Linked DNA regions of Mus musculus: regions 1, 2, 3 and 5 are each linked to region 4. Evidence: chromatin loops called from intact Hi-C (ENCODE). Cell type or tissue: heart. All regions are shown on one strand. Each heading gives the region's core, and the rest is flanking DNA. Links, peaks and the distances in the headings are about the cores only. Region 1 overlaps Zfp609 (zinc finger protein 609). Region 2 has its middle 11 kb from the start of Oaz2. Region 3 overlaps Zfp609 (zinc finger protein 609). Region 4 holds the start of Zfp609 (zinc finger protein 609). Region 5 holds the start of Usp3 (ubiquitin specific peptidase 3).

The links. Peaks named below come from ENCODE experiments on the same cell type or tissue, not always from the same donor. Only the 100,000 strongest peaks of a DNase experiment are listed, where the experiment ranks them.
Region 1: a loop joins it to region 4, with 5 times the contacts of the local background. A loop is called at or near these places in 11 of 42 quality-filtered maps.
Region 2: a loop joins it to region 4, with 8 times the contacts of the local background. A loop is called at or near these places in 9 of 42 quality-filtered maps.
Region 3: a loop joins it to region 4, with 6 times the contacts of the local background. A loop is called at or near these places in 15 of 42 quality-filtered maps.
Region 5: it touches region 4 in a loop (4-fold over the local background); 3 of 42 quality-filtered maps call a loop at or near these places.

What each region holds. Positions count from the first base shown.
Region 1 is chr9:65,752,199-65,758,558 of GRCm38, forward strand. The region is part of intron 2 of Zfp609 (zinc finger protein 609); the gene reads right to left. Among named protein-coding and RNA genes, the nearest start is that of Zfp609, 72 kb to the right of the region's middle. In heart, for the core only: a CTCF peak has its summit at 3,160 (motif pointing right); no DNase peak of the experiment used is centred there.
Region 2 is chr9:65,662,827-65,669,186 of GRCm38, forward strand. No RefSeq gene overlaps it. Among named protein-coding and RNA genes, the nearest start is that of Oaz2, 11 kb to the right of the region's middle. In heart, for the core only: CTCF peaks have their summits at 1,552 (motif pointing left) and 3,374 (motif pointing right); a DNase peak (open chromatin) is centred at 3,385; H3K27ac peaks cover 587 bases.
Region 3 is chr9:65,692,534-65,698,893 of GRCm38, forward strand. Zfp609 (zinc finger protein 609) reads right to left here. Exons shown (of 10, transcript NM_172536.3): 7 at 4,961-5,136; 8 at 4,499-4,715; 9 at 3,610-3,688; 10 at 1-3,161. The coding sequence ends at 3,615. Among named protein-coding and RNA genes, the nearest start is that of Oaz2, 19 kb to the left of the region's middle. In heart, for the core only: a CTCF peak has its summit at 3,224 (motif pointing right); DNase peaks (open chromatin) are centred at 3,178, 4,038 and 5,038; H3K27ac peaks cover 471 bases.
Region 4 is chr9:65,825,915-65,832,274 of GRCm38, forward strand. Zfp609 (zinc finger protein 609) reads right to left here and starts at 1,650. Exons shown (of 10, transcript NM_172536.3): 1 at 1,552-1,650. Trip4 (thyroid hormone receptor interactor 4) reads right to left here. Exons shown (of 14, transcript NM_001357872.1): 14 at 3,013-6,360. In heart, for the core only: CTCF peaks have their summits at 950 and 3,747 (motif pointing left); DNase peaks (open chromatin) are centred at 887, 1,217, 1,777, 2,307 and 1 weaker place; H3K4me3 peaks cover 2,322 bases; H3K27ac peaks cover 2,325 bases.
Region 5 is chr9:66,590,009-66,596,368 of GRCm38, forward strand. It overlaps Usp3 (ubiquitin specific peptidase 3), which reads right to left and starts at 3,107. Exons shown (of 15, transcript NM_144937.4): 1 at 2,776-3,107. The coding sequence starts at 2,866. In heart, for the core only: no CTCF peak of the experiment used is centred there; DNase peaks (open chromatin) are centred at 1,943, 2,333, 3,163 and 4,203; H3K4me3 peaks cover 3,583 bases; H3K27ac peaks cover 3,138 bases.

The sequences.
Region 1 (6,360 bases), core at 624-5,623, 74 kb before region 4:
GTTGCAATTCCAGGGCAGGCAGCACAAGGATGGTACCGCACAGCCAACTCCCCAAGTGAGCTGAATAACAGGTTTATAGACAGAGAAGGAAGGGCCTTTCTAACAACCACAGCATTGCTTCCTCAGCATGAGCCACAGCAGGGGAGGCCTCCAGGAGAAGCACAGCCCCTGTGGTCTACTTGGAAAGGGTCCTTAAGAATCCACCAAGGACTATAATGGCAAAAAGAGGCCAATATAAGCTAAACAATAGCAGCTGAGGCTGAAACTAACCAATCAGTGATCAGCTTAAGGAAATCCAAGTTTTAATTTTTCTTATCTAGATAATGCTTTGTGCCATTATGCAATCAGTTTTTAAAAGGTAATTTTTATTAGCGGATTATAGTGGTGCATGCCTTTGATCCTAGCACTCAAAAGGCAGAGGCAGGTGGAGCCCTGTGTGTTCGAGGCCAGCCTGGTCTACAAAGCAAGTCTAGGACAGCAAGGGCTCTGTTATACAGAGAAACCCTGTCTCAAAAAACAAAAACAAAACAAGAAATAGTAATTTTTACTTTATATACATGGGTATTTTGTTTGCCCAATGTAAGTACGTATGCACATACATGTACATACTCAAGGAGGCCAGCAGAGGGTGCTGCAATCTTCTGTTACTGTTACTACCTAGAGCTGTATGGGTGCTGTGAAGCAAAGCCACACAGGCCCTGCAGAAGGTCAGCCAGTGCTCTTAACCATGATCCGTTTCTCCAGATCCAAGAAGATTTTTAAAACTTTACTTACTTGAAGAGGTCCTGCACAGTATCATGCTGCATATGTGATAGTCAGAGGACAACTTATAGGAGTTAGTGGCTAGGCAAGAGAAACATGTTTTCTGTTTTATTGAGACAGGGTTTCTCTGTGTGTATCTCTGGCTGTCCTGGAACTCTCTCTGTAGACCAGGCTGGCCTTGAACTCAAAGAGATCTACCTGCCTCTGCTTCCTGAGTGCTGGGATTAAAGGTGTGCTCCACCACCTTACTGCTGATAAAATAACTAAAACATGCTAGAAACCGGGATGTGGCAGTGCCTATCTGTCGTCTCAGCTATGCTTAAGGCTGAGATAGGAGCATCACTTAAACATATGAGTTGGAGACCAGCTTGGGCAACACAAAAAAGACCCATTTGCAAATTAGGGACCGAGGATCAGCTCAGTTGGTGGAGTGCTTGCTTAGAGCACAAAATCAGGCACAATGGCAAATTCTAGTAACCCAAGAACTTAGGCGGTGGAGACATGAGAATCAGAAGTTTATAGAGTTAGGGTCAGTGAGATGGCTCAGTGCGTAAAGCACTTGCTGAAGAAGTCTGATGACCTAATTTCAATCCCAGGACCCATGAAAAGGTAGGACAAGAGAACTGACTCCAGAGTTGGCCTCTGACCTTCACAGTGGCACACATGTGCCTGTCCTTTAAGATGAGTCACTGAATTTATTGATAAATATGACAGCACGGTTAATCTTCACTTAGATTATTTTATATATCTTACATTTTTGTAGTTTACAGCGAATAGGTCTTACACATTTTTTGTCAGGATTATCTTTTAACAATTTAATATCACTATAAACGGTGTTTTTAAAATTTCATTTTAAGTATATAAAATACTTTTCATATTATTAACCTTTGCTCTGTATTTTTACTAAATTCATGCTTTAGTTGTTCTGGGTGTTGTGTGTTTATGTGTGTCAAAGTTTTTAAGACATGGCCCTATGGCTCCTAGAATATAGAAGGTGGAGATCTAAGTGGGAGGCAGAGGCAGGAGACTCATTCCCCAAAGCTAAAAGGCCTGTCAGCCTGGAGTACATATACACAGTATAGAAAAACAAGAGTCCCTGCCTCAACAAGGTAGGGAGAGAGATGACCAACTTCCAAACTTTGTCCTTTGATCTCTGCATGGGATCATACACAAACATACCATACAAACATAGTAAGTAAAACTCAAATTTAAATGTGTCAAGTACAATGGGCTAGATAAACCTTATCAAGACCTTCCCTTCTATTCCTAGTTTCCTTCCTTCCTTCCTTCCTTCCTTCCTTCCTTCCTTCCTTTTTTTCTAAGGTGGTACAAGCTGTTACAGGAGAGCTTTTATTTATTTATTTATTTATTTATTTATTTATTTATTTATTTATTAGGTATTTTCTTCATTTACATTTCCTAATGCTATCCCAAAAGTCCCCCATACCCTCCCCCCTATTCCTAGTTTTCTGATTAGCTGAAGTAAATGAGATATTCAGTTTGGTGTGAAGCTTAAAGTGAGTACCAAAAACATTCAGTAATCAAAATATTTTAATACAATAATTTTTTAGGCTTAAATCCTTTATTAGAAACCATGTAAACTTGATACAAAAAATCAAGTGCAGGGCTGAAAAGACAGCTCAGCGGTTAGTAGCACTGACTGTTCTTCCAAAGGTCTTAAGTTCAAATCCCAGCAACTACATGGTGGCTCACAACCATCTGTAATGAGATCTGATGCCCTCTTCTGGGGTTCCTGAAGATAGCTACAGTGTACTTACATATAATAAATAAATAAATCTTTAAAAAAAAAATTCAAGTGCAGTAAGAACCTGTTAATATTAATGCTAGGGTTTCTCATCATAACATCAATTCAATAATTTTTAAAATAAAAAAAAAATAATACAAGCCAGGCCTGATGGAGCATGTCTTTAATGCCAGCTCTTTGGGGAGCTGAAGTTAGGGGATCACAAGTTCTAGGCCACTGAATGAGACCACATTTAAAAATAAAACATAACATGAGAAACCGAGTAGAGTGGAGCAGGGATGTATGTAACCCTGGCACTCGGGAAGGTGGAAGCAGCCACACGGTGGAAATGGAGGCCAGCTTAGGCTCCATGATCCCGATGCAAAACAAAAACAAACAAACAAACCTCAAAACAAGTAAAAGAAAGAATTGCAACACAGCTTCTCGGTACCTGCCTAACATGTGCAGAGCTCTTTACTTTAATCCCAGCATGTGAGGAGGATCTCTGTGAGTGGTTGACATAGAGTTCCAGCCATCGTAGACAACACAATGAGACCCTTTCTCAAAAATCAACAAAAGATTTGTCTTTATTTATGTTTATGGGTGTTTTGCCTGTATGTATGTTTGTACATTACATGTGTGCCTAGTGCCCATAGAGGCCAGAAGAGGGCATTAGAGTCCCCAGAACTAAAGATAACAGATAGTTGTTAGCAGCCATTTGATTTGGGTGCTGGGATTTGAACCCAGTCTTCTGCTAGAACAATCAGAGCTTTGAACCACTGAGTGAACCATCTTCTCTAGCCCAAGAATTTGTTTCCTTGCTTTCCAGTTTCAATAAATAATCTGTTTTCTTGTGTGTGTGTGTGTGTGTGTGTGTGTGTGTGTGTGTGTGTGTGTGATGGGGAAGGGGAGGGGACGGGAGGGGAGGGGAGGGGAGGGGAGGGGAGGGGAGGGGAGGGGAGGGAAGAGGAAACCTGCTGAGATACATCGCCAATTCTAAAATCTGGATTCTTATTTTCCACAGAAACCCTTGGATTTGTTTTTGACTCTTCTTCATGTTGAAGCTGTCATTCATGCTGTTTCCTATGTAAGAATGAAAAGCCCTTCTACATCACCACTCAAAGCAAGTCAAGCAGGAATCATCTCTATACTGTGCTGCCAAGTACAAGCCCCATTAAATTAGTGAAGAGTACACAGAGGGCTAGGGCTTGGTTTAGTGAAATGATTAGTGTCAAGAAAACTGCAACTCTGCAAGCTGCTGCTTTTAGAGAAATTCACTTAACTATATCCATGGGTGCCCCCCCTCCTTGCTTCAAAACTCAGATGTTCACCCAGCCCTAGCAGGAAGATGAAGACCTCAGAGAGAGGGTGCTGACAGCAGGCCGCAGAGGCTGCAGACACAACTCGCTTTAATTGCACCAGCAACTGCTAAGCAATTAGTGAAAAAGAAAAAGAAAGACAGCATTAGGGCAAAGAGGAATGGAACATGCAACCATGTGGAAATTCGCCATCCTTGACCTGAGGAGAGCGGGTTACTCATGGCAGCTGCGATGCGCCCAAACCTTGCACCTGAGCCCCAAGGCCCCTTTCCAGGCAGCAACAGTGAGTGACAGTCTAGTCTTCCCCTTGCCTTTACAGTTTTTATCTCCAATTTTCTTCCCTGTGGCCACAAACAAACTAAGGAAAGATGAAAGTCACAGATCAAGTGGGTGATTTAGCTCTTGGGTTCCTTGGGCAGAGCCTGTGCTTGCACAATACTGGAATATGAGCATCCATAAATACTAAGCAGTGGTTCATCAGAAGCATGCATGTACTGGGCCTGGCGGGTGGTGATGACAGGTCACTTCTGCAGGTGCCGTTTCCAAGTTGTATCCTTATTTTATCATAGTCAAGAAAGGCAATACAATTAAAAACTGCCAACAAAACCCAGAGAAAGTCAATTCTCAAATGTGACTTTGGGTGGGAAAAAAAAAAAAAGAAAAAGAAAGAAGAGCTAAAACAGTAAATCATCCTCAGTCAACAGGGAATTTGGAATAGTATCAGTAAGTATTGGTGTCTTTTGTGAGGAGAGAGCATAGAAGTCAAGGAGAGGAATAGTTCCTAAGGAAGATAAACGTTCAGGTATCCTCATTTCTCCACATTCACTATAAAATCACAAGCCTAGAAAGTCCCAGATTTTCTATAATGACCTAGATTTTAAAAACAGACCTGCTGGACCAGATGTGGTAGTGCCTGCCTACCATCTCAGCACTCAGGAGCTCTCTGAGTCTTAGACCAGCTTGAGTTATATGAAACTGTTTCACAAAACCCCAATGATAATGAATAAATCTAATGGTCATTTTATGTATGAGTTACCCCAAAGCCCCAGCACAGTGCTATCCAGCAACCAGTAAAGCAATTCAGGCAAAATTAAAGCCAAATAGAAAAGCCTAAAGGATAAAAACTGGGGCAGAGGTAGAGGGGAAGAAATCTCAACAGAGTATATCAAGTACAAAAGGCTGAAGAGGAAATGTCCTTGACATAGTTGAACACAGAAGTGTTCGCACTCCCCACCTCTGGGAATCCTTTCCCTGAATACTTACATTACAAATTATACACCCAGGGCTGGAGAGATGGGTTAGCTGTTAAAGGCTAGGCTCACAATCAAAATAAATCACATACCTATATTAGCTTTCTATGACCTAATCTCTGTTTTACTTTCTTCATAACACTTGTCATTACCTAACATTACATGTAACTGCTAAATTTTTATTACACTTATGCATTTATCTATTTAGAGAGAGCATGAGTCATGGAAGGTCGGAAGACAACTTGTAGGAGCTGGTTCTTCCCTTCCATTTTGTTGGTTCTAGAGACTGAACGTAGAGCCATAAGTGCCTTTACCTACCCACTAAGCCATCACTCTGGTCCCATGTAATTTTTTTTTAAAGATTTATTTATTATTATATATCTAAGTACACTGTAGCTGTCTTCAGATGCACCAGAAGAGGGCGTCAGATCTCATTATAGATGGTTATGAGCCACCATGTGGTTGCTGGGATTTGAACTCGGAACCTTCGGAAGAGCAGTCGGTGCTCTTATCCACCGAGCCATCTCTCCAGCCCCCTGGTCCCATGTAATTTATTTTATACCAAATTATATATTTATTTGATTCATCTCTTGTTCCCAGAATGGGATATATGTTCAATGAGGCTGAAGCCAGGGTCTTTCACGGGTCCATGAGGCTTCTTTCAGCAATTTAGGAAAGTGCATTTCACAGGCTTGCAGCTCCACACTAACGGGCAGTTAATGAGGAAAGCCTGAATCACAGCTTCCTTTCCCTCTCAGCTCATTGCCAGGCACTGATAAGGATTTGCAGAAGGAGAGTAAAGTTAGAGGGAAGGCAGACACCAGACCTACTAAAATCTAGGGAGTTGGATTGGATTTTCTTTTGCATTAGCAGCAGTGCCATGGAATACTTTTTCACTAAATCTTTTTTTGGGGGGGTTGTCGGGGTGGGGGTGGGGTACAGGGGGATAGTAGAACAAACAGCCTTGGCTGTTTGGAACTCGAGATGTAGACCAGGCTGGCCTTAAACTCAGGGCAGTGCCTCCCCCGGCTGGGATCAGTAAGTGATGTAAACAATTCTGCAGTTCATGAAGTCATCATGCAAACTGGTAACGCAATACTTCCCAAGATGCCCTCACGGGTCTGCCTTCTGCCTACTTCATTCCTTTCTAGCTTAAATGTCACTTTCTCGAGGGACATTTGCAGCAAAACAGCTATCAACATCCCTTAGCATTTCTGACCAAATAAAGACTCAACAGCACAGATCTGAATCCAGTCCAGGTTCCTGACTTAACTTCTCTTGTTCA
Region 2 (6,360 bases), core at 388-5,387, 160 kb before region 4:
TGGTCTGACTGTAACCCCAGGACTGAGGAGGGAAAAGGGGGATCCCAGGTAAGAGGCCTATCAGGAGGAACTGAACCTGCAAGCTCCAGGTTCAGCAAGAGACCTTGCCTCTTATAGTGCAGAAGACCCGGATTCTTTTCTCATTGTCCATACCAGAAGCTCACAGCTACTTGGAACTCCAGACTCCCCCCTGACTTCTTAGGCACCTACATGCACAAAGTACTCTTTTCTTTTTTGTTTTGTTGTTGTTGTTTTTGAGACAGGGTTTCTCTGTATAGCCCTGGCTGTCCTGGAACTCACTCTGTAGATCAGGCTGGCCTTGAACTCAGAAATCCGCCTGCCTCTGCCTCCGGAGTGCTGGGATTAAAGGCGTGCACCACCATGCCCGGCCACAAAATATTCTTATGTATACATAGGCACACATAATCTTTTTAAAAAAGTTTTGTATGTATTTGTGTTTTAAGGACGTGTTTCTGCAAACCATGTACATGACTGGTTACCTGCAGAAGTCAGAAAGGGTGTCAGGTTCCCTGGAACTCGAGTTGTGAGCCAGCGTGTGGGTGCTATGAATCAAACACAGGTCCTCTACACCAGCCCAGGCAGATAGACAGACAGACACACACACAACTCCAGTGAAGCCTGCACTTGGTGGAAGATGGAGAATAAGGTGTAGTTTCTGTTCCTTAGAATGGCATGTACAACGAGAGACCCAGATGGCTGAGCTGTTCAAGTGAGGAACACCCAGAAATGGGAAGAGTTAGGTGCAGGGTTGTCATTCTCCCTCCTGGTTTCCCAGGACAGGGTCACTTGAATCAGAGACTTCTCTGATGGGTCTGTTTCTATCTAAATTCAGATCCACATTCCTAGAATCTGCAACGTGTTTCCTGGAAATCAGCTCTGCTCAGGGAAGGAAGACTGGAGGAGATACTATTAGAGGGTTATGAGGTGCAAATGGGGAGCCAAGGCCTCTGCTAAGATTTCCTCAGTACTGCACTCTCTCGTGTGTGCTTGCATATACATTGCATACTGATGGCTGCAGTCAGCCCAACCTGGCTTTCAGGCGCTTCAGGACAGGATTTAGCTCTGTTCACTGGAGATGGCAGTACCTTCTTAGGAAACTTCAGGGTGATCCTACTCCAGCTGTTCTTGCCTGTGTTTGTAGGTGTGGTATACTCTGACCCCAGGAAGCTCTATTTAATTTATTAGGGTTTTTGTTGTTATGTTTTGTTTTTTTTTTTTTTTTTTTTGGTCACGGTTTTTGTTTGAGACAGTTTCACATAAGCCCAGGATAACCTTGAATTTGCTATGTAACTGTAGATGACCTTGGCCCCTGACTCTCCTGCATCCTGGTACTAAGCTTGCAGCCATGCCTATCTCTTATCCTCCTCCTGCCTCTATCCTAAGCCCACGTGTCTTTGTTGCATCCTGTCTCTAAGTCTCCAGCCCTTGGTCTTTCCCTGGTGGAGGGAAGGTGAGGTTACTTTGTTCCCTTCACTTTACCTTGAAGGTGATGGCTGAGGCGCCATCTAGACCACGAGGCTGGGGTGCCCTCTTCTGGTGAAAGAGCTCAAAGCCATTTGATTGCTTTCCTTCCAGGACAGACTTGGACTATCTGGACCCCTGCTCCAAAGCTCTCAGTTGAGAAATCACTCACAAACATGGACCACTTCCTGGATATGTGCATGCTTTGCATTCTAGACAGCTACATAAACTACTGATCCTGTGGACACAACTGTGTTAGACCCCACGATATCTGATTCATTCAGCAGTCTCGGCTCACGGGTAGAGGCGCTTCAGCTCTAAGAAGCAGAGAGACATGTCCAAGTCCAAGTGCATTCAGATATACAGAGCTGATAGAAAATCCAGGTGTTGGGGGTTAGAGAGATGGCTCAGTGGTTAAGAGCACTGATTGCTCTTCCAAAGGACCCAGCTTCAATTCTCAGCATCCACATGGCAGCTCACAACTGTCTGTCACTCCAGTTCCAGGGAACCTGACACCTTCACACAGGCATACATGCAGGCAAAACACCAATGTACATAAATTAAAATAAATCATTTAAAATTCAGGTGTCACAGATCGGGTTGGGTGAGATATGTCAGCTTATGCCTGTAATCCCATCACTTGGGATGCAAAAGCATAGGGATCGTTGCAAGTTCAAGGCGACCTGGTTGACATTGTTAGTATCAGGCCATGTGGGTAACATTCTACCTCACTGACGAAATGCCTGGACATCGTTAGTAATGACTGGTCATTTGCCTTCTAACCATAGCTGATATTCCCAGAGTTTATATTTTCTTGTATCTGGTAGACTTTTTGCCTGCCTGAATGACAGAAGTAGACCCCTCTGGTAACTAAAACTTGGAATGTCCCCTGCCAGCCTCCCCAGTGCCACTTTGCATTCTATGCAGTGGCACCTCACAGTGCCACTAGGTGTTGTTAATTTCACCTTTGCAAACATTCCTGGGTTACTGCCTGGGAGAGTCCAGCACACTTGGTAGTATCTGACACATGGCAGCTAACTGGCTACTTCACTTCTGAGACCTTGTTTAGGCAAGCCTTCTCCCATCTGGCCATGTGTCCTCGGGGGAATATGACTTCTCTGAGAGTCCCCACCCAGTGAAAACAGTGGGAACTTTCTGAAGGCACAATGAAATGCCCGAGGCACTAACGTTCATGTTCCTGATGTTTTCGGTGGTGAGCTATGATAGAGGAGCTGTTCTGAGCCAGATGCTGGGTGTCTGGGTGTTTCCCAGGACAGATTTGCGCCACCCTGTTCTTCATGAAGTTCTAGGCTTGGCCAAGAGTTGCACTCACCGGGCCTGTAGGGGCCAGAGAGGGAGGCAGTCCTAACTGGAGGGCAGGACCCATGCTGAGCTGTTCTCAGGCCCTCCTGCTCAGGAGGGTGGGGCCCATGCAGCTTAATATTTTTCTATAGAAAGACAGTCAGAATTTAATGTGAAAATTCCTAATCTGTTGGTAACTAATCAAACAAACAGAAACTAACAAAACAAAAATCCATGAAAGCAAGCTGGCCATATGGCACATGCCTGAATCCCAGTGCTTGGGAAGCAGAGACAGGCGGGTCTTTGAGTTTGAGACCAGCCTGGTCTATAGAACGAGTTCTAGGATAGCCAGGGCTACGCAGAGAAGCCCTGTCTCAAAAAGATAAACACCTGAAAGCCGTTCTGCGGGTTACACTATGCTTGTTGCTCTTTTAGGTTTTAGTCTGTGCAGTGAAGTCTGTGGACAAAGATCTGCCTTCAAGTGCTCAGTCTGTGTGTGACAGCCCCCCGTCCGTCCACAGTAACTGTTCATAGCTGGCAGAGGGCCATTCGCAAAGGCTGCTTTATCTAGGCATCTCACCTTTACCCGCTGGATGGCCACCAGGGGGCAGAGGCAGAATGCTGGATACGATTTGTTATTTATAGTGTGTGTATATTTGCTTTGTGTCCTGTTTTTTAGAGACTGGGGTGGGGTAGTTGAGATAGGATTTCACAAGGCTCAGGTCATCCTTGAACTCTCTGTGTAACTGAGCATGACCTTGAACTCCTGATCCCCTTGCCTTCCTATCAGTGCTAAGACTGGAGGCCTGTACCACAGTGCCCTTTAAAGAATTGTACTATTGGACCAGGCTTGATGGCACACACTTTTAACCCAGGGTTTGAAAGGCAGAGTTTGAGGCCACCCTGGTCTATGTGGTGAGTTCCAGGACAACCAGGGCTCTTTGGAGACACTGTCTCATGGGGGGAAATTTGTATTTCTATCATTATTATTATTATTATTTATTTATTTATTTATTTATTTATTATATGTAAGTACACTGTAGTTGTCTTCAGATACACCAGAAGAGGGCATCAGATCTCATTACGGGTGGTTGTGAGCCACCATGTGGTTGCTGGGATTTGAACTTTGGACCTTCGGAAGAGCAGTCGGGTGCTCTTACCCACTGAGCCATCTCACCAGCCCCCATTATTATTTTTTTAATGTTGGCCAGGAACTCAAGGCCATCTCTATTTAGCCTCTCAAATGCTGGGATTACAGGTGTGCACCAACACATGTGGTTTGGATGGGTTTGTGATTAAAAAAAAAAACATGTAGGGTGCATATACTGCAAGTGGTTGAAAGACTAGGATGGCGAAGCTGCGCACAATTGTGTATGCTTAGAGCGGAGAGAAGGGCTACAGGGGACTTGGTATAGGACAGAGAATAGGCATTCTTCCCAGAAGAAGCATGTATAGAGGACAAAGCAGGGCATGATGGGAACTGTCAGTAGACCAGATCATCAACAAATTTGGAATGAACTGGGGAATAAGCTAGAGATACATCGCCAGGTCAGGTCTAGGCTCAGGCATTTCAGATTTTTTGGGTATTTTTTGGTTTTTTGAGACAGGGTTTCTCTGTATAGCCCTGACTGTCCTGGAACTCATTTTGTAGACCAGACTGGCCTCGAACTCAGAAATCCGCCTGTCTCTGCCTCCGGAGTGCTGGGATTAAAGGCGTGCACCACCACGCCCGGCCAGATTTTTTTTTTAATTTATTATTTTTACGAGTATTTTGCCTGCATGTATGTATGTGTGTGTACACACAGAAAAGAACATCAGATCTGGAGTTGGAGTTAGAGACAGCTGTGAGCTATTGTGTAGGTGTTAGGAATTGAACCCTGGTCTTCCGCAAAAGTAACATATGTTCTTAACCACTGAGCCAGCCTTTAGCTTATTTGAATATGCAAGTTATGCATGGGTGTAATCTCATAAAAACTAAAGCTTTAACAAAAACAAAACAAAACAAAAAAAAAACGAAAAAAACATCTAAAGTTTTATCACAGGTTTAGGCCCATCACCAAAGTCTCAAAGATGACACAGCTGCAGCCGTCTGCTCAAGGCAACTCAGCTAAGGAGTTGCAGCTTGGAGCTGGGGGCACTGCTAGACCTTTACTCTGAATCCTCTGTGCCTTGCAACTGGGATTTCTCACTGAGAACATGAGAACGGTGCTGCTGCATTGTCAGGCTGGTGAGAAGCAGTTGCCCACTGGAAGCTGGGACCGAGGCACAGCCATGCGTGTTTACAGGCTATGTTGTCTACCAACAGGTGTCTCTCTTGGTTCCTTCTGTATTCTGTAGATCATCATCATCATCACCACCATCATCACCATCACACTTTTTTCCCGTCTGTAAGATGGTTGAGTAAAGTTTCTTTCTTTCCAAGACTCTTCCAAGAGTTTGATAGACTCGCCTCTCAAAGGTTGTCCACGCCGCCTACCTGCACGTGGACTTATGTATGTGGAACTCAATCTCTTTCCACCCTGCAGGTCCTTGAGGTTGAACTCCAGTTATCACAGGCTGGACAACAGGCATGCTTGCTGAATCTTCTGTCTTGCTCACCCTGTGTTTGTTTTGTTGTTTTGAAGCAGGGTCTCATGTGGTCTTAGGTGGGCCCCAGAGTCGTTCTGTAGCAGAGGGTGACTTTGAACTCCCGATCCTCCTGTTTCCAATACTTTCAAATACTGAGGCTACACGAGTGTACTATTACACCTGGCTCTGTGCTCTAACTTTTTCATTTTTAGAATTATTTATTAATGTTTTGCATATGAGTACACTGTAGCTGTCTTCAGACACACCAGAAGAGGGCATCAGATCCCATTACAGATGGTTGTGAGCCACCATGTGGTTGCTGGGAATTGAACTCGGGACCTCTGGAAGAGCAGTCAGTGCTCTTATCCACTGAGCCATCTCTCCAGCCCTGGTGCCCTAACTTTTGACCAAGACAAAGTATAATAATCATGGCAGTGTAATGGGCCGCAGGAACTCACACTCAGTCTCACTGCTGGGGACAACAGGGACTGAGGACTGGGGTAGACTGCAGCAAAATGGACGAATGGATAGCCCAAGCTCTTTTGAAAAAAAAAATGTGTGTGTGTTTATGATTTGTTGTTGTTGTTGTTGTTTTTTTTTTTTTTTTTTCTTTTGAGACAGGGTTTCTCTGTGTAGTCCTGGCTGTCCTGGAACTCACTTTGTAGACCAGGCTGGCCTCGAACTCAGAAATCCGCCTGCCTCTGCCTCCCAAGTGCTGGGATTAAAGGCATGTGCCACCTCTGCCCAGCTATTTTCGGGTTTTTGAAACAGAGTTTCTCTGTGCAGCCCTGGCTATCCTGGAACTCTATAGACTAGGATGGCCTTGAACTCAGAGATTTGCCTGCCTTTGCCTCAAATGCTGGGATAAAAAGTCTACACCAGCCGGGTGGTCCTCCTTTAATCCCATCACTTGGGAGACAGAGGCAGGCAGATTTCTGAGTTCGAGGCCAGCCTGGTCTACAGAGTGAGTTCCAGGACAGCCAGGGCTACACAGAGAAACCCTGTCTT
Region 3 (6,360 bases), core at 709-5,708, 130 kb before region 4:
GAAGAATCAGGAAGACTGAAATTAAATTCAACAGAGCAACGCCAATGGAACAAAAGCTATGAACAGCAACACTGTCCCTCCAGCCCGAGCCTCCAGCTTGCCCCAACCTGCTCCCAGTGGGAGGGCTGAGCACCAAGGCAAGCGGGTGGGCTGGGGCAGGAGGGGCTAGGGATAAGGCCTGGGAGGGGCCCATGGCAGGGAATCACTGGAAAGTTTCCTTGGAAACTAGTAATAAATGACAAAGGCCCAGAATAATGGGCCAGCTAGCTGCCCAGCTGAATCTTGGGGGCCATCAGAGTACACAGATAAGGTATATGGGGTAAGTGATGAGGCCTCAAATCTATATCCAATTCTCTAGCCCTTCTGCAGAACTAACTCCCTTAAACTAAGTCCCCCCCACCCCACCCTGGAGCCTGGAGAGAAGGTGCATGAAAGGATCATTTCACAGGGTACCCTCTTACCCTTCTATGTTTCTTTGACCTTGAGATGTGTGGAGAGAGTAGGCTTAGTGGAGACTACATGTACAAGTATAAGATGGGGAAATGAGGAAGTAGATGTGAGTCCTAAGCAGCAGCTGGCAAGCGGTAGCTGCCCTTCCTCAGGGTGAGGCCCCTACTTCCTATAGCTTCTCTTCCACATGAGTCCCTGGAGATCATTAAGAGCAAGAGCATGGGCAGGGTGGCTTAGTGAGAGGCTTGGTTTGGTGGTCTGCACCAGATCCTGTCTTTCTGACTAGGTGTGGAGGTGGACAGTTTTGAAGCACTAGTCAGGAGTTTCCACAGCTGGAGCTGTAGTGTATGTAATACTACTTCAGAGCGGGAAGACCGGACTCAGACTAGGGACCAGGAGGGAGGAGCTGAGAACACAGGGTCATTTTTCTACTGCTAATCTCGTTTCAGAGCAGCACCTGTTTTTCAAGGGGCACTTGGGTAGAGGGAACAAAAAGCTGACTTGTTTCTAACGGGAAGAGGGGAGAGAGACAGACAGAGGGAGGGAAGGGAAGGGGAGAGGGGAGAGAGAGAAAGCTGTTCCTTCTGCAGAATCTAAGGCTGTCTTGCAAATACAGACACACCTCTGTTATAAAATGAAAAAAGTGGAAAGGGCAGGAATGTGGGCCATGCCTACCCAGTGAAAAACAAAATTGCTCCAATGTTTTTTTTTTTACAATATGTACAAAGCACACTGCAAACCAGTGCCACAGATACATACAAAACACAATATTTAAAAAAAACAGGAACAGATGGGAGCATGGCTCTACTCACTAGTCTTGTGGGGAGAAGCATAATTAGGCGACAGTCACTTTCTTAGTAAGGGTAATGGGTTAGATAAGATGTTATCTCCAACATCTACCTCCACGAATGAAAGGGGGTCACTACCCAGACTCCTGCTGGGGCAGCATGTGGCAGAGGGGACAATGGTGGCGAGGAGGCTGTTTAGACAAAAGGATTTTCCCAAGTGCCCAGAACCCAACTCAAAAAAAAAAAACAAGGACTTGGAAACAGGAAAGGTTTGGAGGTCAGAGATGCTAACTACCAAAGCCTGATTATATACATGGAGGGTTCATGAGTTCTCGGGAGCTAGCTTCTCTTGGGCTTTGTGCTTAATGTCTCCCACCACCCCACTTTCCCAAAGAAGTTAGAGCCACCTACCTTCCTGCTCTCAAACTGTCACTTTTGACATTCTTGTTTCAAGCTCCCGATTAGCCTAAGCTGGTATCTGTGCATCTTTCTCTCTCTCTTGCAGTCCAAAGGGCAAAAACAGGAGGAAAGGGCTTCAAAGGGATGGTACCCTGCAATAGCAAAGACCTAAAAAACATCCCACATGCTGGGAAGACGTGACTCCAACAAAGCTAGGTCATCACTTTTTCCTAACATGACTTTGTAGCTCAGGAGAACAGAGAAATGCCTGCCACCTCAAAGCCTTATCCACTGTGTCCACTCTGACTTGGGCATATAATGCTTGGATATGCTGTTTTAGGGTCTAAGGAGCAAATCATCTCCCCTTGGCCAGTGGCCCCTAAAACATAAACGTGTGTTATAAAGACACTCCTCATATTGGCACGTACGGAGTTACAGAGTGAACTGTATAAAATCATGTACCTGTAGACAGAGGAACTGGGATGGATATATTTGTGACCCTAAATGAGGATACTCAGATAACTGAATGTCTCCAAGAACAGCCTGCCTTCTGGTTGCTGCTCTAAAGTGATGTGGCAGGCTCCAAGGTTACCCATGCTGGGAGGAAGTCTATTAATACTGCCTGAGTTGTAGAAGCCAAGCAGTAGAAGTGAGGTCAGTATGGGGAATCCCCCCTGGGAAAGGCACCAAGGGGTTAAAAAAGAAAGAGAAAGGACAAGGAGTTGGGGGATCTGGAAAGCAGCAGGAATTTTGGTGAGGAAGCAGGTTCAGTTTCACAGACTCCACTTATGTTCCAGTTCCTCCCAGCATCCCCAGGGAGCCTGTGCTGGTGCTAGAACCCCTGTCTTCCACCTGACAGGAGCACAAGACTCTGGTGGGGCAAGTGCCTTACTCTCCCCTTTACAGGTTAGGCTCTGAGCATTTATCTGTGCTCACATCAGAGGGGGATGTCTCCACACTTGAAGACCTTGTCTTCGCAATTACAGAGGAAACAGCTCCCTACTTCTTTCCTGAGATTCTAATTTCTCCACGTGCTGCCAGTTCCCAGGGCCCAAACCACTGAGGAGATGTGGAATCTTGTTTATGGTGGTAATGACAGTGAGGGGTATGGCTGCTGTGCTGTCTTCAGACTTTATCCCGTGCTTGGGGTCCCTCCCAGGTGTGTGTTGCTGCTCTGGCAGCAGACCAGGGGCTAAGGTAACAGAGCAGTCATTTCTCTGGGATGAGGCTGTGTTCTCTCAGTTGCTCCTATGCCTTCATCTCCATAGATGACCACAACAAAACTGTGGCTGAGAGAATAAATATTTTTGCAAAGTACCAGTTCTCCAGCTCCTGAGGAAGAGGGAGGGTCGGGGGTCGGAGGGTCTAGTGGAGGTGAGGCAGCCAAGGGTCTGCCTTCAGTCACGGTCGGAATGGCAAACAGGATGATCAACACCGTAACTGATGGTAAGATGGCACCTCCAGCATCACCTCGAATGAGCCAGTCTGGCCCATGAAGCTGACTTCATCTGGGCACTTGGTGTTCTGCGAAGGAAACACACAGATAAAACAGCTAATTGTGGTCTGCTGGTATCACAACCACAAGATGGTGCTCTAAGAAAATGAACTGGGGCTGGCAAATGGTTAGTGAGTAAGGGTGCTTGCTGCCAAGCATGAGATGAATTCCATCATCCACAGTTCGAAGAGGGAACTCCCTGTAAATTGTTCTTTGAGCTCTGCTCACAAGCACTACCCTTCACAGCAAAGTTAAAAACAACCCAAAAAGAACTGCAGCACCAGCTGGTGCTGGTCCTCCGCAGGCCTTCAAATGCACATAGCTTCACAAGAGGCTGCTGTCACAGGCCTGGCCAACAGTCTCCCTTTTCCAGATTACTGACATCACATAGTTAACCCTCACTTGCAGAGATTCTGTGGATCCAAGTAGCAGCTACCCCTGTTAATCTGTCACTGCAAATTAACAAAATCTACTTACCATTCTCACCTCCGGGGGGGTGGGTAGAGTGAGGGAGTTGAGCCTTGCTGGCTGGCAACAATGGCTGTAGAAGAAAGCCCTAGGCAAGCAGAGAACATATTAATATAGCACTCAGGAAGTCACCCTTCACAAGTTGGCTCGCTGTGAGGAGCTTCCCCTTAAATTTCCCTACCTAGTGCCATTGGATTTTTGGGGTACCAACAGCTTGTTTCTCTCTAGTGGTTCCTTACTCTGATGAATAATGAGAGCTCCCAAGCTCCAGGGAAGAAATAAGTCCCAGCCTAAAGCAAGGTACTTTAGGACTCAGCAGAGAGACAGGATCTCTGGATGTGTGTGTTGTACATGTGTGGAGGTCATAGGACAACTGAGTGTCATTCTTAAAGTGCCTTCTGTCTTTTGTTTGAGACAAGGCCTTTCACTGGCTTGGAACTTTGCCAAGTAGGCTAGGCTGGCTGGCCAGTGAGCTCCAGGGATCTGCCTGTTTTCCTCCCACCTGATCACTGTAGTTACAAGCACACACCACCACATCTGTCTTATCACATGGATTTTGAGGACTAAATTCAGGTCCTCTGTTTATAAGGCAAGTGCTTCACTAAGTCTTCTTCCCATTCCACCTTGAATTTATTTTTATATTACTGCTTCAACCTGAGTGCTGGGAATCTCAGATTAGAAATCTGGGGGTACCCAGCACTTGGGAGGCAGAGGCAGGCGGATTTCTGAGTTCGAGGCCAGCCTGGTCTACAAAGTGAGTTCCAGGACAGCCAGGGCTACACAGAGAAACCCTGTCTCGAAAAACCAAAATCTGGGGGTGAAAGATTCTTTGAGGGCAGGGGCCTTGTTACAGGCAGTACTACTGAAATGGAAACAAAGCTGGAGGAAAGAGCCTTACCTGCGGCATAGGGTAGGTTGTACTGTGCTGGGAGCAAGGAATAGCCCAAGTGGTGGTGGTGGTGGTGTGTGGACATCAGGCGCTGGGAAGGGGATGTGCGGGGCCGGTCGGCACTCCTGTCAGTACCTCCTGCTCCCGCAACACTGCCACAGCTGCCACCACCCCCAACCACCCCACAGCCTCCTCGATCTCTCTCCTGAGAATTTTTATCACTTATCTGGAAAGGAAAGGAGACATATCAAGACACTATAATGAGATATATACACACTAGTGATCTAACCAGTGTCCTATATTATGACTCTAAAACTGCAGGGTATCTACAAATAGAGGGAGTGCCCTTATGAGGCTGGTATCAAGTCACCCAAGTAGCATCTTGTCAGGGCCTGCACTTGCCCACTCCTCCCATGCTGTGGCTTCTACTCCGTGGTCTTTGGACAAGGACCTGGGCTGTCCTCCACTTACCGTGGGAGACTTGCTCTTGTAGTGACTGGCATGTTGCTGCAAGATGTCCAGGGCTTTGGACTCTGAGCTGGCTTTACAGCTCACACTGGGGCTGGCACGGGCCTTGTCAGCGTCCTCGCCACCTGAGACCTTGCTGCCATACGGGGAGAAAGAATAGCTGGAAGGCAAATAGGAACCTAGGAAAGGGGAAATCAAGCAGTCAGAGGAAATGAAGGCAGAAGAGACTGCTCTAGTGAAGGGTCAGGTGGCATCAGCTCGCCTAAGCAGTCCCAGACACTTTTAACCACAGCTCCTGGCTTCCTCCTCTTTTAACAAGCTAAGAACAGGTGAAGGGATAGCATATAGCACTCGGTTTACCAAAGCTGACTTCTCAGTTCTCCTGAGTTATCTCAGAGTCCTATGATAAAGTGGAAAGATCCAAGGAGTTAAAGTCAGACAGCCTTGGGCTGCATAACTGTAAATGAAGTGACAGCCTTTTGAGTTTCAGTTTATTATCAAAATGAAGATATTAGCAGGCATGACAGTACAGCCATAATCCCAACACAGGTGGTTGGGACAGAATTCTGCACTCAGTGTCAGCCTAGACTACATGAGATCCTGTTCTCCAAAACAAGGGCTGGTGAGATGGCTCATGGGTAAAAGGACTTGCTGCCAGGCCTGATGACCTGAGTTTGATCCCAGCACTCAGGCTAGAAGCAGGCAGACCTAGGTGAAGTTGAAGCCAGTTTCATCTATTCCAGGCCAGCCAGGATTACATAATGAAACCATGTTTTAATTGGAAAAGAAAAAGGGGTGGTGGTGGTGGTAGGCCAGGTGTGGGAGTACACACCTTCAATTCCAGTACTGGAGAGGCAGAGGCAGGCAGATTACTGAGTCAAGACCAGCTTGGTCTACATGATGAGTTCTGAGACAGCCAGGACTGTTTCAAAAAAGGGTGGTGGTCCTGGAGAGATGGCTCAGTATCTGGTAAGAGTACTTATTGTTCTTCCAGAGAACCTGTGTTCAATTCTCAGCACCCACATCAGGTGGCTGACTGTAACCCCAGCTCCAGCGGAGCTGATGTTCTCTGTAAACACTGTGATTACATGCATTTTTTCCTTCTCCCTCTCTTGCCCCTCACATACACACATTTATAAACAAATCTAAAAAATAAGCAAAAGATACTAGTACAAAAAGAACAGGAGCATATATAATGCTCTAATCCAGGACTAGGGAGGCAACAGTAAGAGGATTGTTTCAAGGAAGGTAGCCTGAATACAGTAAATTCTAGCATAGAATTTACAGAATCTAGTTCCAGCAAAGTCTTTTCCCAAACAAGCAACAGGAAGATAGGTGCACACACACCTGTAGTGTTAGCTGAGGCAGGAAGATGAGATGAAGGTCAGCCTGGGCTTAGATGG
Region 4 (6,360 bases), core at 784-5,783:
AACAAAAATAACTGCAGGAGACTCCCATTTCTATACAGAGACATTTAAATACAATGTTTTATGCAAGTACAGAACCTTCTTCACAGTCACCTTCCTCAAAGGTCTGCCACAAAGCATGAGGGTGGCGTGTCCCAGACGCTATTCCTTCACAACTTAGTTACAGGCTAACCAGAGGCAGGCACAACATGGCTGGCATCCTCTATTCTTCTGAAAAATGTGTGCCAGTGAGCCCTGCATTGTTCCTCACTCAAAAAGAAGAGCCTTTCTGTCTGGCCTCTTCCAATGGCAAGCCCCAGTCTGGAAAAGGAAGAAAATGGCACTGAGGAGCCTGGGAGATGGAGCATATCCAAAGCTCTCAGACAAGACTTGAACCTATGACCTTCACTGTGTACACAATAGGCGAGTGAGAGGGACCGGTTTATCTCTGCTGCAACAGTTCTCAGCCCTGGGGTAGCACTCCCGATAAAATGACACGACTATTGTGTGGCAGCAGAACAGTCATCTCTCACAACAGCCTAAACCAGCACTCCCTCCCCCAAGACAAAGCAGCAGGGGTGAAATTAACTCAAGGCTGCAGAGCAAAGCCTAATACAGAAAAGAGAGGCCTGTGGGGGCTTAGGGACTCTCCTCAACCCCTGGGGCTCTGGACACATGGCTGGAAACAGACAGGCTTTCTCCCCCATCTTTCCCACTCTCATTTAGGTAGGAAGCGGTTTCTGAGAGAATTTAATCATCTGTGATTTGTTCAGAAATATTCCCCCTGAAGGGCTCTGCTCTCTCCACCCTGTGTGAGCCTAATTCCTAGAAGCCGAAATGACTGTTTGCCGCTGCCTGTTTCACAAACACACATTAATTGGTCAGATGTGTCTCCTCCTCCTCAGCCCCAGAGGGAGGAAGGAGAATCTGAACCAAGCAGAGAGATGATCCAACCGTAATTACACATAAAGGGAAAAGAGGGCAGCATGGGGTTTCCAAACAGGACAGGGTCTCAAACCCTCCCGGGGATACAGGGACAGCAGTTTAAAGTCCAGGCCTAGGGATCCCTCCATCTTGAAGAAAAGGACAGGAGTAAAATGTGACCTAAGACTGGAAAGGCGCACACACCCACAACCTACTGCCTGCACGCTCCCAGCCACCTTGCTCTCCTTTCCCGGGTCGCGCACACGTCCTGCTTTCAACCCTCCGCTCCCGACGCTCCCCTGAGTCCCTAACGAGCCCCAGTCGCCCCGGGGCTCCCTCGGCAGAGCCTCCGAAAACTCTCTGGCCTGCCCCTACCACCTGGCCAAATCAGAGACTATCCCGGGCACCGCCACCCTCAGCCCGAACCGCCCGGGCCATGCTTTGAACTTCACCTCAGGCCCCCTCCCCCACCCACGCAACGACCCCGCTTTCCCCGCACACACCTTCCCCTCGCTCCGCCCCGGCCCCCCCAACCCCCACTTCCTCCGCCGGGCGCCGCTGCTCCGGCGCCCTCCGCGCCCCTCGGCGCCGGGCCTCCCCCAGAGTCGCCTCCCCCTCCCAGCCCCGGCTCCACACAAAGCTTAGACTCACCGCGCGGCCGGTCCCGGGAGCCGCCACCTCCGCCCGCCCGGGGCCCCGGGCCGCAGAGCCACCACTGCTACGCGTCCCGGGCCGCCATCTGGGCCGCGGCCCCTCCCCCTCCCCGCCCCGGCTCTCCGCCCCTCCCCGCGCCGCTCCGCCCCGCCTGGCCGGGGCCGCTGTGTCCGGGGCTGCGGGTCCCTCAGCTGCCGCCGCCGCCGCCGCCGCCGCCGCCACCGCCGCCGCCGCCGCCGCGATCCGGGACAACCAGGGCAGCCTGGAAGACCTGGACACTGGATTCTCGTGCTCTCGGATCCGGATTCCGTGCGCTATGGAGTCTGGAGCGGGCGAGTGCACGAGGAAACCCGGAACCTGGATGCAGGAGCTAAGTCCTGGGTCTCTAAATGCGCGGTAGCTGCGAGCCCTGAGAAAAGAATGCTGGAAAACCTGGCGGGCGGGTCGAAACTAAGATAAGCTCAGAAGACCGGGCTGGACAGTTTGAACCCAATGCTCTCTCCTCGTGCAGATTCCTGGCTGGATAAGACTTCTCACCGAAAAGTCTCTGGAGAAGCGTTAGCTCTTAAATACAGATGTTTTCTATCGTGGAAAGAGGAAAGATCATGGGATCTGAACATGAACCTTTCTACAAAGAACAGAAGACAAGTGCACAGCTCTTAACTGTCTCATCCATTTTGCCGCTTAGTTCGGCAAACTATTTTAAGTAAAGAATTTAGGGTGGGGGTTGGGGGGGACAGGACACGTGTCGTGGCGCACGTTTGCAGGTCAGCCGACAATTTGCAGGAGTCGTTCCCTCCACCATTTGGTTTTAGGGATCAAACTTAGATCCTTAGGCTTAGCAGCGCGCATCTTTACCCACTGAGCCATCTCACTGGCCCTCAAACTCCTTTTTTATTCAATGTCTTCAGTTTTTCTTTGATTATCGTTTGTTTTCCTCTAGAGTACCTGTGTCCCTTTCCACCTCAACATCCAGTATCACTAAATCTTACTGCTTTTTAACCTTGAGCCCGTTTCTGCACTCCATCTCACCATTCTGTCACTATAGATTGTGACTTTTAAATCTGTTACCTATCTTAAGGTTGCCCAGCACACCATCTACACAGCAGACATTCTGTTCTTGTGAAATTGAGCCCTCCCACCAGTTGCTTACGAAACTGCTTCATGACCTAAGACTTCCACCTCCTACCATAGCAAACCAATGTTTATCCAATTCTCAAGAACCCCCATCATGCCCTTCCTGTGTCTGAGACCATTTTATTCAGCTATGCAGTTACCTTTATTCTCTTATCCTAAGGGCACTCTTCACTGGTGCCATTCACAGTAGCATGTGACTTAGAGATCGAGTGAGTCATAACTTTGCTATCTTCACAGAAAGAAAAGGAGGGTGGGAGAGCTGACAGCTTAAAGATGAACGCTAAGCCCAAGCCCATCTAGTCTAGGAAAAAGTAATTCCCTCTTGGTCCATAGATAGTTTTATTGGATAGTAAAGGGACAGAACTGATGACTCAGAGTGGCGGCCAACTTACCAATCTATACTCTATATTACAAAATGAGGGCTTAAACAGAAAGGAAAAACAGGGTTTAGTGTTCCATATCTCTGTGATTTAATGAAGGGTTAAACATTGTAGCACTAGACTAAAACAGTTAGGGGACAAGGAAACAGTTCTACTTAGCTTTTAATCACAGTTAGCTGACTCTGACTAAAGACAAGGATCTAATGTATAAGACAGTAAGAGAATCTCAAGTTTTGACTTCTTGTATCTCGAGAGCAAGAATTGGCAAACTAGTAGCCCAAAGAACAAATCAGATTCACTACCACGTTTTGGTAAATCCTGTAAGTTAAAAACTAATTTTTACATTTTAACAATATTTAAATAAAAGAAGATATTTTACAACACAAAAGTTATAAGAATCTGGTGTGGTGGTACAGACTCCAGCACTTGGGAGCTTGACGCTAGAGATCTAAAACTTAAGGCTAGGCCTGGGCTTGAACTGGGTTACACAGACTGTCTCAAAAAAGTGTCTACAAACAGTTTCCCTGGCTGTAGCCAAGCTTTCTTGCTCACATTATCTATGGGTGTATTTGCAGTACCACAGCACAGCTGAATGGTTTATAAAACCAAAGCCATTTGCTGTCTGACCCTTATGGAATTGGAATGACTTTGCTAACCCCTGCCCCCTGCTGTTCAGAAGTCTCTAGCCACATATGAGCTACTAGGGCACTCAAGGTAGGATGACTGAAGAACTGAGTCTTTACTTAAATTTTAATTCTTTTTTTTTTTTTTTTTTTTTTTTTTTTTTTTTGGTTTTTCGAGACAGGGTTTTTCTGTATAGCCCTGGCTGTCCTGGAACTCACTTTGTAGACCAGGCTGGCCTTGAACTCAGAAATCCGCCTGCCTCTGCCTCTCGAGTGCTGGGATTAAAGGCGTGCGCCACCACGCCCGGCTTTTTAAATATTAATTCATATTTAAACAGCATGTGGCCAGTGGTTACCATATTAGGCAGCACTACCCTAGAGATCCACCTGCTTCTGCCTCCCAAATGCTAGGACTAAAGGCATACAACCACCATGCCTGACTAGACTCTTCTGAAGTCTTACGCAGTGATGTGCTTTTCTCTTCATGCCCAGGTCTTCTTTTCTGACACATCTGTGGATTTAGGCACCTCCCCCACCACCCCACCCCACCCCTGCACCCTCCTTTTTCCCTGACTCCAATCTCTGGTATTTTTTTACTGGGATTTCTTTCTGGGTTTTCCCATTTTCACAACTGAAATTCAACATCTGATCAATTTACATTTCATCTCCTGAATGAAGCCACATTGTATTCACACATGCAAATGGACGTTTATCCAAGTTCATTGTGACGTAGGATGGTACTGTTCTTTTTCCTCTACAGGCGAAAAGTAGAAAAGCTCTCTGCAGGCTGCATGGATCCCTTGTTGCTGTTGGAGCCTTCCATGTGGATCACCTCCTCCCAAACACATTCACAGACACTGAGAATAGCAGATGTGTGCTTGCTATTTGAATCGCAAGGAAGAAAATATCCTTTCTCTCTGGATTGCCTTCCCTCCTCCCAGCCTAACAAACTGAAGTTAGCTGATTTCTCTAGTTTAGTAGCTGAGCTGGTCAAGTGAACAGCCCCATGCCATCTAATCTTGGCTAGGCCCCACACAACATTAAACAAATCTTCTAAATTAAATGGCCACCACATGAATGGGTTATAGGAGAGACAGTAATTAAAATGGAAAAAAATTAAATGTCATAATCATATAAGTCCATAGCTATACTTATTTGTAAAACTAATCTCTGTAGTGTCTCACATTTACATGCTAGGGGGAAAATAGGTTTACACTAAAATTTCAGTTTAAAAAGAAAAGATAGGACACTTAGTTCTTTATTATCTTAGTTCTGTATTAGCTAAAGAAGCAACAAAAACCCAAATTCTTTTTATGTTCTCCTTTGTGATAGGGACTTACTATATAAGAGATAGTAAGAGATCAGCCTCCCCAGTGCTGGGATTAAGGTGTATACTATCACATCTGGCCAAATTCTTAATCTATTCTAAACACTTCACTAAAGATAAGGTCTCATCAACGCTGACAAAGCCCATAGTTTCCATCATTCCCTACTGTGAGCTCATACAAAGGAAACTGAGTCTTGTCTGGGAAAAACAAAAAGAAAAAGCCAATTCCTTTACTGTATGAATTAATGGCATCTTAATTCAGTCATTCAAAAGGGAACACAGAAGCTACAACAAAAAGGCATCTCGGAAATTCAGAACTTTCTTAGGCGAAACTGCCCCAGAGTAACAGGGTCAGAGTGAAGTGTCATAATACACTAACAAGCTATTCTTGGACAAGCTTGAACTCAGGCTACTAAGAATTTCCATCTGACTTTAAAGTATACTATTCATCAGTGAGCAACTGAGGGCCATCTACCCGCAAACTTCTCCCACACTTCCTCCCTTGTGTCTCAGCAAACAGAAGAGAGACCTTATACTACCACTGCCATGTAAACCAAAGACAGACTTTCCCAGCCTAACCATGAAAAGGAGAAGTTTCCGAGTAGCTCTGCCATTTATTTATGTGGTTCTGGCTGTGTGTTTGAGAAGCTGAGGTGGGTTCTTAGAAACTTGCAAAGCTCGGGCAGATGAGCTCATCTGTTGACATTCCTGACTTTTTTCTTTTAAGGTGTGCATTCAAATTACCCACATAGAAAAAACAATCCATACTCTTCTGTGTAAAGGCTGTCTTCAAATAAAAGAACAGAGAACTTCCAACCCCTTCTTTTCTCTTCCCATCCTACCTTTCAATTTTATTGTGATATTAAGAAAGCCAGACAATTTCAGCATGGAATTCAAGGTGCTACTACTTGGTAAACTATTAACTACATAGTAAACACAGTTTTGCTTTCAACAATGGTAAGGTTTCCAAGAGGTCAAAAAGACATCTCTCACAATAATAAATGCCACTAACTGTCCTCTTCCACTTTATACACAGAGGTCCAACAGAACACGAGAGAGAATACTGCATGTGTACATCACTGGAACAAGAATCTGTTCGGGTTTCCCTGGGAATCCAGAGTGATCAGCCTCCGAAGAACCAATGCTATGCAACAGGCAGTTCACAGTCGAGTGAACATCAATGTGGAATGAGTGGAGGCATTTCAATGCAAATAAATGCTGAATATGAAGGATTAAAGAAAGGGAAATTAATCTTTTTCATAACACAAGGTACTTTTTTTTCTTTCTCACTTGCTCTTTCTTTTTTAAGTCAAGCACACAAACTGTTGGAGGGAGTCCA
Region 5 (6,360 bases), core at 542-5,541, 760 kb after region 4:
TTTATAAAAATGTACTAGTCTGTGATACCATTAAATTACTTAGACACAAGAAAGCAGTAGTTTCTCAGACTTTCACACACAATCTTGCTCATCCTAACAGAGACCTGTGAGTAAATCCAAAGCACTGTTCTTTCTCCGGATGACATATTGAAACTCACACTCAAGGAATCGGGAGTGCTGGTCCACAGAGGTGGTGCCTGCTAGAGTCTGTGCTGCTGGTCTTTTGCAATCTGCCTGGCTGTTTCACTGGGGTATATTTGCATACTCCCAATGAAAATAAGGCAGGGGCATTACTTTTATTGTCTAGGTGCCAAAACAGGGATTTTCTCCCTCCTCAGTAAGAGTGTATGACACTCAATACCAGTCAGAGCATTACTTCAACACACTGGCTACCCTTTTAATCTCCTACCAAAAATAATACACACATACATACATACCTACCTACATACATACAGGATTGTTGAAGAAAAATAAAAGCCAGAATACATAACACTCCAAGATGATGAGTTAGTTGGTTAAGGGATCACAGATTTACCAATCATTTAATTACTGAAACTACAGACAGGCAAGAACAAGATCAAGCTTTATACAATAATATTTGATTGTACCAATGAAGGGATGCCAACAGGTTAAAATAGGAGGCCATTATGAAATAAGCCTGAGATAGAAAAAAAAAAAAAAAAACACCCACTGAGTTGTGAAACTAGCTTTATTAGTACTATAAATGCAAGTGATTAGACCCATCCTTCCAAAACAGGGTCAGAGGCAACCATTTACTGCACGTTGTAAAGAAATCACCCTTCCATTACTAATTTGTTCTTGTTTTCAGCACAAGTCTCCCAGTTATGCTCCATTTTAATGTGCTGAATTCCTCAAGAGGGGCTTCATTTGCTGTCTCTTTTCCCCAAAGTGGACTCCCTAACTGATGGAGGCAAGACTGACTCACAACAGGATACCTGCCACTTGCATAATTTTTTTAGATGCATGTGCACAGTGAAGCCATTTCTAAGTTTGATATAATTTTACATAGAAAAAAAATTAGGCTTGTATTGATACACCCATCTCGGAATCCCTGTAGTTGACTACAGATGAACAAGAAGTGCCCCATTCCTTGTGAGGTGTAAGCTTTTCCTAGTGAGAGGGTGTGTGTGTGTGTGTGTGTGTGTGTGACAAATCTCTCTTGAGAAAATTCAACTATAGCCCCACAGCTACAGCTAATGAACTAACAGACCACATGGACTGGCCTGTTGTTGGTAGTGTTATGTTCCAAGCTCAAGACTCACTGTTGAAGATGTATTTACAGGTAAGACCCATTCACACAAGTTCTGCACTCCCACAAAGAACTGCAATACTGGCCCAGAAGGGGTAGCACATGCCTATAATCCCAGCACTCCAAGGGCTGAGAGAGGAAAATTATAAATTCTAGGTCACCCTGGGCTATCATAGAAACCCAGTCTCACAAACCAAAGGAACTGCAATACTGTCCTGTGAAACCAATTAACTTATTAATCTTTAAAGGCTTCATGCAGAACAGAAGAAAGACACCTGACTTTACAAAGGTAAGCAAGACACCAAGTCTTGGAGCTCCAGAAAACTGCAGTTATTTCTATTCCTTATCCTGGAGGACAGTTTTCCTTGTGTTACCCCGTATATTTTGCTTCAAGAATATAATCCCCTTTGAAGAAGTAGTACGTCAAAAGTATTAAAGCAGTCCCTAAACTACCTTCCTAGCTCCAATCCAACCCAGGCTGAAAGACCACTCTGCTGAATCGTCCCACCGTCTTTTCAGCCTTGCAGATGAACTTGATTTCTGATGCACACGATTCACATTTTACACTACAGCCCAAGCTGCCAGTGATAATCTTAAAGCTCATAAACAAAGACCAGCGTCGGCACCAGGGCCCTACCAGGAAGTAATCAAAGCCGGGTGGCCCGTCCGACCTTAAGTCCCGGCAGACAATGAGAGGGCACCGGGGCTTCCAAGGAAGCAGAAGGAGTTAACGCTTAAGCAACTCGAAGGCATAACATAAACCTACGAAGTGTCTTACACGCACTCGGGAATTCCCAACGAAATCCCTGCCAACCCGAAAAACTGCCTCGGAACAATCTTCGAAAGGCAAAACAAAAAAAAACAAAAAAACCCAAAACACCCAACCTCGAGCCGCCCCTCCAAAGCAGCTGTTGGCTGCCTTCTCCGGAGCTTTCGGAGCCCGCAGCCTGTTTTCAAACTTCACCCTCACAGGCTGAAGAGAGACTCCGAGGTGAGCAGCCCCCAGCGCAGTCCGCTCAGGGGCTGCGGGGGAGGCAGGAGCCTGTGGGAACCCGAGGAAACGCAACCCAAAGGGGCTCGCGCGCCGGCAGTCCAGACAAAGCTGCGCCCGCAGAGCGGCGCTTTGCCTGTCCGGCCCACGGGGGACCGCGAGCCCGACCCCGCCACACGTGCGGCCGCGCGCGGAGCCGGCCCTTAGGTTCGCGGAGCCTTGGGGTGCGAGCCGCCGCGTCATCCCGCCGCTGCGCGCTCGCCTCAGGCCCCCGCGGGCCTCTCCTCAGCCGGCCCGGCCGTCGGGCCGCGCGAAACAAAGGAGCCGCCACCGCGCCCGCCGCGCCGCGCCGCGTCCCCTCGCCCCGCGCGCCGGGCCCGCTTGCTCCCCTCAGCCTCCCCCCCCCCCCAACGAGGCCGCGCGCTGCCCCGCACCCGCGGCCCTTCGACGGCAAGGCCCGGGCCAGAGCCGGGACCTCGGGTGCGCGGCCGGCCAGCCCCAGAGCCGCACTCACCGCTGCAGCACCAGGACGACGGGGAGCCGTTGGGGAACTTGGCTGAGTCCGGGGCGATGCAGACGCTGGAGCTGAGGTGCGGACACTCCATGGCCACGAGGACGGCGGCGGGGACAGCCGAGGCTCTGGGGCGGAGGGACTTCAGAGGCTCCGTCTGGGGTCGCTTCTGACCCGGCACTGGGCAGACGGCGGCTTCTGGGTCCCGAGCCTTTGCGTCAAAGAAAGCAAGGGCTTCCGGGCGCCGGGTTTTGCCATCCGCCGTCTCCCGGCGCCCCGCTCCGGAGAACGTGAAAATCCGGACTCCTGGTTCTGCCGCCGCCCAGGGACAGTAGGCTTCCGCCTTCTCCGGCGGCCCCGCCCACCCTGCTGGTTACGCCCCCAGGCCAGCCCGGGCCCCGCCCCCACACTAGTCAGTGGGCGGGGCATTGGTGCTCACCCAGTGCTAGCAGCTAGTGTAAAGTCCTACGGGGATGTGAAGTGACTTTCCGAAATCTGCCCCCGGCCGCTGCAGCCGATTCTTGGGAACCCGACAAGTGTGGGTACTCATCCGGGGCAGAGCGGTCGGGACCGCTGCTTCTACTGCAGTGAGTTGGCTACAACAGCGAGGTAGAATATGTGACCACACCGCAAAGAGTACGGAAAATGAAAACCACTCACACCGACGTGCATTGAAGCCCCATTTTACACAGGAAGAAACAGACTTTTGGGGCGTGGCCCTCGATGGCCCAGCCGGCTGCAAAGAGCCCAGAACAGTCCTGACTTTCGTGTTCTCCCGGTAGCAGGCGGGGTCCGGAACTGTTCTGAGTTCTGAACTCTGGCCTGAGTGTGTCACCGGGATACTGCACGGCTGGGCCCACCGGAACGCCTGTGTTCGGGGTCCACGCCATGCCGTTATGACTCACTGATATCTCCTGCCCATTGTGGGTATTTTCATACCTATACCTCTTGAAGTTGAACGAAATAATCCAGTTTGCTGTACAAGGTCGCGGGTGCTAGGTAATAAAAAGAGGCAGTGTAACATTTGTTAGAAGCCCACCTGGCTCCCAGCCAGGCACTTTGCATACCACACCTCATTTAATCCTCAAAACACCCTCTCAAGCTGCTGCTACGGTCCCCTTTTTAACAAAAAGTGAAACCAAGAGTATAATTTGCTTTAGGAAGATTGGACCCCCGCACCCCCCCCCCCCCCGCTTCAAATCTCTCTCTAGAAAGAAGTGAAGAAGACAGGAGGAGCGTCTAGAGGTAGAGAGCCTGCCACCTCACATTCTCTGCCTTGAGGATATCTGGGGCTCCCACAAATCTAGCCTCCAAAGTTGGGCTTTCTTTCTTTGTTTGGTTGGTGGTGTTTAACCTGGTAAAGGGGCTTCTTTCCTTCATCCCCTGACAAGCAAGTGGAGAGGGAAGAACAATGTGCCAATCCATGGGGCAGGAAAGGAAAGGTCAGGAAATGATTAACTGGCTGGGCCGGATAGTGGTTAGTTAGCACTGGGCACCTCCCTGAAGTGCACGCCTCTAGCACCCCTTAAGCCACTTCCGTACACCCCACTACTGCACCCTGTAGCCTTCTGCCTGATAGTGTCCACCCACCTAGGACATCTCTGCCCAGGGTGGTATTTCAGATTCCTCAGTCCAAGCAACTCTACCACTTCCCCAAGTTGTATATGATTGCTGTCAAAACAAGGCTTGGACGGGTTTTGATGGTGAGAAATTGTGGAAAGTTGTTCAGATCAGCTCTGGCAGGTACTTCATGGCAAACCTTAGCTAGTCCTCTCGACTCTTTTTCCTCGCCTATCCACTGGCAAAACAGTACTTATCTGTGTGAATTCCTAACCTGTAGTAATTAACAGATAAGGTTTGTTTTTCTTATTAAAAAAAAAAAAAAGGAGATGACTGCTTCCTTGGGACGAGAGAGGAGAATAAACAGTATCTGAACCCTATTCAGTCTCTTCCATCTATTTGTTTCACAAGTCTTTCTCAAGCAACCTTCTCAGAGTCCTCTGGGCACTGACCCTCATTCAGTGAACCCACAGCCCCTCATTCAGTGTGGAGCCTGACCCACGCTGTCTTTCCTACTAGTATGTAGTTCTTTTCAACCTCTGAGAAACGTTTTTCAAATCCCCTAGACCTCACATAACATCACTTCCTACCTCCTACCAGAGGCCTTTCCTGACTCTTCTCCAGCCCCAGGTTACCTCCCAGGGTGTTGTGAGAGCTGTGCTGACTACCCCTACAGGACCTTTCAAAAACACTCTTCTTGTCTTCTTGTATGTATGTAATTATTTGTTTAATGTCTGTTTTCCTCTTGGAGAGCCATAAGGTAGCAAACAAGTCTGCCTGGTTTCCTGCCTTTTTTTTTTTTTTTTTTTTTTTGGTTTTTCAAGACAGGGTTTCTCTGTGTAGCCCTGGCTGTCCTGGAACTCACTCTGTAGACCAGGGTGGCCTCGAACTCTCTGCCTCTCAAGTGCTGGGATTAAAGGCACTCGCCACCACTGCCCGGTTTCCTGCTTTATTTCTAACAATATATGTAGAACCTGGAGAACATCCATCAGTGAATGAATGAGTAAGGGGTGGATCTCGAGATCCAGGACGAGAGGAGCTTAAGAAGTGGGCTCAATCAAGGCAGAGCACACATCCAGAATCTATGAAGTGATAACTACATTAGCCTTCAGTTCTGAGTTGATCATTTTAAAAGGAAAGTGAAAAGTACCTTGTAAGGTGTAAACTGCTAAAGAAACAATGTTACAATTTTTATTAGTGTATTCTCTCAGAGGTTTTTTGTTTTTGTTTTTAAATTGGAGCTGGAGCCCTAATTTAGTCACCCCTGATGACAGTTGTCCCTCAGAGAACAAATTCTAACAGGGAACCCAAAGAAACTGGGTCAGAGGGGCTTTCACTTGCAACCCTAAAACTGAATTTTCCTATGTCTTTGAAAGTTATCACAGAAAACTAAAATAAATTTACCGCAGTGAGTAAATGTGTCAAATGTGGGAAGACCACAGGGTACACTGGGAAATCTGCCTTTTCAAACCCCTGGCTCCTGCAGCTGCTTTTAATACAATGCTTGCTTCTTCTTCTTGGCCGGCATCCCTTTGGCACCAAAGAACACCAAAGGCTTACTTACATACCAGCACCCCTGAAGGTGATGCACTAGCCTCCAGCACCCCACCCCCACTCTGCTATGCTTGGCAGCTGCCAGGGACATGCTGCCCAGCTGCCTGAAAAGGTGCATTAGAATCAGAGTTTCAGCTTAAAACCCTCCAGAAGGGGTGGGCCTGTTTTTAAAGTGTGCACATTGTACAAGGGAGCCATGCACAATTCCGCCGTTACTATCTTTATGTGCATTGGGAAGGGAGGAAAAGAGGGAAAGGGGGTTCTAATTACATGGAAACTATGGTGAGGAAAACATCTTGAGGTTACTGAAACCCTTCTAAAACATTAGACTTGTAACATCTTGGATCCATGGCCCTCAAGTACCAATTACCAAGATTGATTAGGTCCTGGGGAAAAGTTTAACTATCCCTGTTCAGGCAAGGCTCCCTGGAAATACACAACATACTGGTTTAATTATTTACCATAGTAATGTTT